Linked DNA regions of Homo sapiens: region 2 is linked to region 1. A link is an interaction called in ENCODE POLR2A ChIA-PET data of the cell type or tissue named here. Cell type or tissue: K562. All regions are shown on one strand. Region 1 has its middle 73 kb from the start of TOB1-AS1. Region 2 has its middle 7.3 kb from the start of SPAG9.

Region 1 (4,000 bases):
TTCGTGTTGTTCTCATGTTTAGACAGGGGTTATGGGTTTTTGGGTGTCTGATCACAAAGCCGAGGTGCCGTTTTCATCATGTATCCTATCAGAGGTCCTATCAACTGGAGTTACAAAGATGCTGACTTTATCACGGGTATCCGCTGGGTTTCTGCACCGCAGAATGAGCCCCCTTCTCCCGTTCCACACTGTACTCTTTGGGAGGAAGTCACTAAGTGCAGCCACACATAAGGCCTGGGACTTATGCTTTCAGCCCCAACTCATTTAGGGTGAAATAGTGACATAAATTGGCCTGGTGCAGTGGCTCATGCCTGTAATCCCAGCACTTTGGGAGGTCGAGGCGAGCGGATCACCTGAGGTCAAGAGATGGAGACCCTCCTGGCCAACATGGTGAAACCTTGTGTCTACCAAAAATACAAAAATTAGCTGGGCGTGGTGGTGGGCGCCTGTAATCCCAGCTACTTGGGAGACTGAGGCAGGAGAATCGCTTGAACCCAGGAGGTGGAGGTTGCAGTGAGCTGAGATTGTGCCACTGCACTCCAGTCCGGCAACAGAGTGAGATCCCATCTCAAAAAAAAAAAAAAAACGACATAAATTATTTGAAATTCTTCTGCGTGGGTTTTTTTGTGTGTGTCTTCTCCCCCATTTATTAATTAATCCAAGCGCTTATTTATAATGGACTCATGGATATTTATTTTACACTTGGGTTATACTACTACTTCATTTTACTGCTCAATTGTTGCAGCGTTTGGTTGTTGGCAGCTCTTTCAGTCGGCTCCTTCATCCCTTTGATACCCCTCTCTCCAGCACCAATGTGGTTCTTTTCTTTTTGAGCCCTTCCTTACTCTCTGACACTACACGATGCTCCTGTCCCAGTCCTGGAATCAGCCATCTCTCCCAGGAGCCCCGGATCCTTTCACTGAAGAATGGTATTAGAAACCAAGGTACTAGGTGTGATCTTTTTGTTGTTGTTTTGAGACAGAGTTTTGCTCTTGTTGCCCAGGCTGGAGTCCAACGGTGCGATCTCAGCTCACTGCAACCTCGGCCTCCCGGGTTCAAGCGATTCTCCTGCCTCAGCCTCCTGAGTAGCTGGGATTATAGGCGCCCGCCACCACGCCTGGCTAATTTTTGGGGGTTTTTTTTTTGTATTTTTAGTAGAAACGGGGTTTTGCCATGTTGGCCAGGCTGGTCTCGAACTCCTGACCTCAGGTGATCCGCCCACCTCGGTCTCCCAAAGTGCTGGGATTACAGGCGTGAGCCACTGTGCCCAGCCTGATCTTTACTTTTTAACATGGTGGTTAGTGAAGGCTCTTCTGAGAAGATAACACGTGAATGAAGATGTAAAGAAGGTGAGGGACAAACTGTGGGGAGCTTCAAGGAGGGGACTTCAGGAAGAAGGGATACCCCTTGCTCCCTCCCCTGCCACCCCACAGCCTTCCCTCCTCCAACATACTGGGTACCCCAGAGGCCTGCCCAAGCCACCTGCTTCCCACCAGAAAAATAGCCAGCAGGGCAGCAGGTGCAAAGGCCCCAAGGCCGACATGTGCACTGCGTAGTCAAGGAACAGAGGCCAGTGAGGCTGGAGCAAATGGGCCGTGGAAAGAGATGGTGTTGGAGAGGTGGGGCAGGAGCAGATGACAGAGGGGCCGCCCGACAGGACCTCGGCGTTGCCTTAGACTGCAGAGGAAGCAGACAAGTGACACTATCAACTCACTTTTTAATAAAACCACTTTGGCTACCATGCTGGGGATAGCATGAAGGGGCAAGGGCCGATGCTATTTTAAGAATCTAATGAGTGAGGATGTTGGCTTAGACTGGATGATAGCAATGGAGGTTGGGTGAGGGGCTCAGTTTCTGAAGGCAGAGCCAACAGCATTTTCTGACAGCTTGGATGCTGGGTGAGAGGGGGTGGGGGGTGCTAAGGTTTTGCCTGATCATCTGGAAGGAGGCAGTTGGGATTAGTCACACTGGGGGAAGACTGGAGGAGCTCACATGGTGGACACATTAAGTTTGAGATGCCCATCATCCATCCAAGCAGAGACGCTGAGTTTGTGGCCGTGTAGGTCTGGAGTTCAGGGGAGAGGGTGGGCTGGAGGGATAACATGAGAACAGGCTCCCAGCTCAGCCCTGTTCCCCGACACAGGTGTCTCCAGGCAATGGATGTACACCTGTGGGCTTAGGCTGAATCCAACACAGGATCTTGACCAAGGAGCCAGCCTGTAACTACATGGGGAGAGGGGGCAGCTTTGAGAAAACCTGGCCCCAAGTCCCGGCAGGTGGAGCAGACGCTGCATGCGGCTCTTGGTCAGCTTCCCAAGGACCCCCCGCCTTGCTCTGCATGGGGGTGCCCCGCAAGCACCCAGGGCTCAGGGCATGGAGAGGCCCCAGGATGGGGACTGGGCTTTCCCTCCATCTGAGCTGCTCCCCAGGCCAGAACTTGGGGGCCACACCTACTTTTTCTTCCGCTCCCAGCCTCTGGGTCCTGGCCACAGTCATCAAAACTGCTGAGTGAAAAAAGGCACAAGGCCATATCCAGAGGGCAGCCTCTCTGACCTTTGGGAAGTGACAGCACCAGGTCACTGGACTCCCGAAACAGGAGGAATGGACAGGAGAGGAGGAGGGGGAGAAGGGGGTGAGGGAAGAGAGGCCAGGGGACAGGACAGAAGACAAGGAGAGGGAGGAGGAGGGGAGAGTCCAGAGGTGAGGGGAGGTAGGAAGAGGCTGGTGTCCTGAGCTGTGTCCTGGTCCCACAGCCTGGTGAAGGGGCAGCTGACAGCAGGGGTCCTTCTTGCCACCTATCTGTCTCTCACATGCCACATCTAGTCCACCAGCCCATGCTGTGTCCACCAGCCATGCCGGGGGCTCCCCCTCTTCCCTCGCTGATGCCTCCACCCTCGTCGAGGCCACCCCTCTCTCTGACCTGTGCCTCTGGAAGGGCCTCCTCCCACTTCCGTCCTCTACAGTCTGTTCTCAGAGCAGCCAGAATGACCCTTCTCAAACAAAACCCAGATGAGGCCATCGCTTCAGAAACCCTCTCCCTTCCCTAGAGTGAAAGGCCCCCTCTCGGGCCACCGAGTCTGCCCTCTGGTCTGCAGTCCTCCCTTCAGTCCTCCCACAGCGGCCTCCCTGCCGCTCCTCCAGCAGCCCAAGCAGGCTCACAGCTGCCACAGGGCCTCTGCACTTGCTGTGCCCTCCGCCCGGCCTGCTCTGCCCAGCAGGTGCCTTGCTCCTTTGCTTCTTTCAGGTCAGTGCTGAAGTCTCTTCAGAGAGGCTGCCCTGCCCACCCAATCTGAAACAGACTCCTCCCACCACTGCCACTGTTCCCTTCCCCAGCTTACTTTTTCTTAAGACTTACACCACTTTATATATACATATATATATATACACATACACACACACACACACACACACACACACATATATATATATATTTAGATAAGGTCTCCCTCTGTTGCCCAGGCTGGAGTGCAGTGGTGCGATCTTAGCTCACTGTATCCTCCACCTCCCAGGTTCAAGCAATTCTTATGCCTCAGCCTCCTGAGTAGCTGGGACTACAGGTATGTGCCACCACGCCCGGCTAATTTTTGTATTTTTAGTAGAGACGGGGCTTTGCCATATTGGCTAGGCTTATATAAGTATTAACGCTTCCCCACTGGAGTAGAAGCTCCCTGAGGACCAGGCATTTGTTTTGTCCACCAACGCATCCCGGCACCTGGAACAAGCTCCAGCAGGTGTGGACTCCATGGATACCTTTGAATGAATGCATGGCCATGCCTCACCTTCTACAGTTCCCTAGGGCTGGCTGAGGGAAATTGGTTGGGCCTGGCTGTCCTCCTCAGGCCCAAACAATTTGGCTCTCAGAAGTTCTGAGACCAAAGTGGAACCTATCACACGAAAGATGGGAAGGACACCGGGCGCAGTGGCCCACGCCTGTAATCTTAGCACTTTGGGAGGCCAAGGTGGGCGGATCACTTGAGGCCAGGAGTTCGAGACCAGCCTG
Region 2 (4,000 bases), 190 kb after region 1:
TTGTTAAGGAAAAATAGGTCATCTTGTGGACTTTAGAGTAAAGTGTTTACTTTTGATTCCTACAGGGAAGGAAATTCCATTTCAAGAGATTCCTTGGCCTTGCAAAAATAGTGAGGACAGTCACGGGGGCAGCAGAGGGGAGCAGTTAATGAGAGCAGGAAGGGAGGAGTTTCTTCCTAAGCATAATAACTATAATCACTGGAAGGCTGAAATTACTAGTCCTGTTGTTTGTCCAGCCTTCTGGAACATATATAGTTATTTCTATGTGAATCAATTTCTCTAGTTTCACAAATGACATTTTCCCACCTGCAAGGAGAGAGTCACTGAAAAAGGAAGAGAAGATGGGGTTCCCCGGGCACAAGGCCCTCTGGTCATGGCAGTGTGAAATGATAAGTAATTCATCACTGGGTACAAACTAACATATGTTTGGTGAGGCAGTCTAGCTATGGAATTCCAGGCTCAGAATGAAAAGCACCAGGGTATTTTTCTGAGTCCTCAGTTTTTCCTTTGAAAGCCTTTTTTTTTTGAGACGGAGTCTCGCTCTGTCACCCAGGCTGGAGTGCAGTGGCGCAATCTCAGCTCACTGCAACCTCTGCCTTCCTGGTTCAAGCAATTCCCCTGCCTCAGCCTCCCGAGTAGCTGGGACTACAGGTGCACGCCACCACACCCAGCTAATTTTTTTTGTATTTTTACTAGAGATGGGGTTTCACCATGTTGGCCAGACTCATCACAAACTCCTGACCTCAGGCAATCTGCCCCCCTTGGCCTCTTAAAGTGTTGGGATTACAGGCGTGAGCCACTGCCCTCAGTTTTTTTTTTTTTTTTTTTTTTTTTTTTGAGACAGTCTCACTCTGTCACCCAGGCTGGAGTGCAGTGGCAAGATCTCAGCTCAGTGCAAGCTCCACCTCCCAGGTTCAGGCGATTCTCATGCCTTAGCCTCCTGAGTAGCTGGGATTACAGGTGCATGCCACCACACCCAGCTAATTTTTATATTTTTAGTAGACACAGGGTTCTGTCATGTTGGCCAGGCTGGTCTCGAACTCCAAGCCTCAAGTGATCCACTGGCCTCGGCCTCCCAAAGTGCTGGGATTACAGGCGTGATCCACCATGCCTGGCCAAAGCCTTTCTTTTTTTTTTTTTTTTTAAGAGACAGGGTCTCACTCTGTCACTGAAGCTGGAGCACAGTGGCACGATCGCTGCTCACTGCAGCCTTGACCTCCCAGGCTCAAGGGATCTTTCCACCTCAGCCTACTAACTACAAATACGCCACCACCCCGGCTAATTTATTTTTTTACTTTTTATCGAGACAAGGTCTGGCTCTGTTGCTCTGGCTGGTCTCAAACTCCTGGGCTCAAGTGATCCTCCCACCTCAGCCTCCCAAAGTGCTGGGATTACAGGAGTGAGCCACTATGTCTGTCCTTGAAAGCCTTTTTAATGTGCCAAAACAAGATGGGTAAATGTATCCAGGTTGAAGTTAGAAGGCCTCTAGACAATAACTATTCTGTTTTACTCCCTGTTCCCCAAGAGCTTTGGATTCACTGGAATTGCCTCTAAGAAGAGGCTGTACACATGGTTGAAGCAGGAATCCCAGTATTGAGGCTGTTTTTGATGGGGCCAAGGAATGTCGGTCATATTTGTGTGCAGGTCTATTTTCTCTCTCCACTTTTTCTGACTTGGGCTGAGTGGATGAAGAGGAGGCCCACCACCACCTCTCAGTATACTTTGTACACATAGAGTTGCATTCATCTGGGAATAAAAGACATATTTTCAAAACAGTAGGTTTGATACAGGACAGGCAAGCTCCCAAATTGGGGCTTAGCCAGGGAGGGTTGTTGGCTTCCTCCAGGAAAGAATTCAAGAGCAAGCTGGTGGTATTAAACAGCAACTTGTATTGAAGTGGCAGTGTATAGCAGCAGCAGAGGTACTGTTCCTAGCGAGCAGGGATACCCCATAGTCGGTGTGCCCAGAATAGCATCTCAGAGGCAGTTCTGCACTCATATTTTTACCCACTTATAATCACATGCAAAATAGGGGGCAGTTTATGCAGACATTTCTAGGAAAAGGGTTGTAACTTCTGGGTTGTTGGGTCATTGCCATGGAAATGGGTGGTAACTTCTGGGTGTTGCCATGGCAATGGTAAACTGACAGGGCACGCTGGTGGGTGTGTCTTATAGAAAACTGCTTCTGCCTTGGGGCTTTTTTAAGCTAGTCCTCAGTTTGGTCCAGTGTCCAACCTCTGCCTCTGGAGTCCAGTCCCTGCCTCCTACCTCAGGTTGCTTGGGTTTTTCCCTCCCAATTATACAAGAAATGCATACTCACTATAGAAAATTTGCTAAATATGAGCCAGGCACGGTGGCTCACGCCTGTAATCCCAGCACTTTGGGAGGCTGAGGCAGGCGGATCACGAAGTCAAGAACTCAAGACCATCCTGGCCAACATGGTGAAACCCTGTCTCTATTAGAAATACAAAAATTAGCTGGGGATGGTGGCGCACGCCCATAGTCCCAGCTACTCAGAAGGCTGAGGCAGGAGAATTGCTTGAATCTGGGAGGCAGAGGTTGCAGTGAGCCAAGATCGCACCACTGCATTCCAGCCTGGCGACAGAGCAAGACTCCGTCTCAAAAAAAAAAAAAAGAGAGAGAGAAGAAAATTTGCTAAATATGGCCAGGCGCGGTGGCTCACACCTGTAATCCCAGCATTTTGGGAGGCTGAGGCGGGAGGATCACGAGGTCAGGTCAAGACCAGCCTGTCCAACATGGTGAAACCCCGTCTCTACTAAAAATACAAAAATGAGCTGGGCATGGTGGCAGGCACCTGTAATCCCTGCTACTCGGGAGGCGGAGGCAGGGGAATTGCTTGAACCCGGGAGGCAGAGGTTGCAGTGAGCTGAAACCACGCCACTGCATTCCAGTCTGGGCAACAGAGCAAGACTCCATCTCAAAAAAAAAAAAAAAAGAAGAAGAAGAAAATTTGCTAAATATAGGCCGGCCGTGGTAGCTCATGCCTGTGATCCCAGCACTTTGGAAGGCCAAGGTGAGTGGATCATTTGAGGCCAGGAGTTCAAGACCAGCCTGACCAACATGGTGAAACCCAGTATCTACTAGAAGTACAAAAAAATAGCTGGGCATGGTGGCAGACACCTGTGATCTCAGCTACTCAGGAAGCTGAGGCAGGAGAATCACTTGAACCCAGGAGGCAGAGGTTGCGGTGAGCTAAGATCGTGCCACTGCACTCCAGCCTGGGTGACAGAGCGAGACTCTGCCTCAAAAAAAGAAAAAGTATGGGAGTGGAATATGGCTTCTGTTACTTGATCAAGGTGGATAAAGATTTATGGAGACTTTGGATTCATATAGTGACCTTTGCTCTCTGTCTTCTGGTCTCAAAACAATGTTCCTTGTTTTCTTGGTCTCTGAATATCCAACTGGCCTTGAGAGTTGTAGCTGTGAGCTACTAGAACTCAGAATCCATTCTTTTCGCATTGTTCCCTGTATAACTTGGCCACCTTTGACTCTAATGCTACCCAAGTCATCTCTGAAGTGTGGCTGTGATGGTAGCCTTCACTGCAACCCTTTCCTCAGAGCCACCTGCTGTCTACCACCCACCCTACCCCAGCATCCAGGCTAGGGTGGGGAAAGATAAACCTCTGAGCCTTCCATGGCCTGATCCCACAGCACAGCCAGTTTGATACGCTTGTTTTTTAGATTGGTATGGGGTGGTCTTCAGGGCAGCATCTTTCTGAACCCCAAATGAGAAGAGGGTAGGGCCCTCAGGATTACTTTCCATTATCCAGCCCATCTCCTACTCTCTGGGATGAAACCTGGACTTCCAAAAATGTGGGCACATATCTGACAGTTTTATTCTCTTCATTCCTGTTGTCTTTTTTTTTTGAGTTGGAGTTTTGCTCTGTTGCCAAGCTGGAGTGCAGTGGCACAATCTCAGCTCACTGCAACCTCTGCCTCCGCCTCCTGGGTTCAAGTGATTCTCCTGCCTCAGACTCCCA

What was found. ChIA-PET counts read pairs that join two places held together with the same protein. Peaks named below come from ENCODE experiments on the same cell type or tissue, not always from the same donor. Only the 100,000 strongest peaks of a DNase experiment are listed, where the experiment ranks them.
Region 2: POLR2A ChIA-PET joins it to region 1 with 5 read pairs; 4 of 35 experiments call an interaction of 5 or more read pairs at or near these places.

Annotation. Positions count from the first base shown.
Region 1 is chr17:50,937,480-50,941,479 of GRCh38, forward strand. No RefSeq gene overlaps it. Among named protein-coding and RNA genes, the nearest start is that of TOB1-AS1, 73 kb to the left of the region's middle. In K562, no CTCF peak of the experiment used is centred here; a DNase peak (open chromatin) is centred at 1,937.
Region 2 is chr17:51,126,147-51,130,146 of GRCh38, forward strand. No RefSeq gene overlaps it. Among named protein-coding and RNA genes, the nearest start is that of SPAG9, 7.3 kb to the left of the region's middle. RefSeq lists a silencer at 1,948-2,171. In K562, no CTCF peak of the experiment used is centred here; a DNase peak (open chromatin) is centred at 2,185.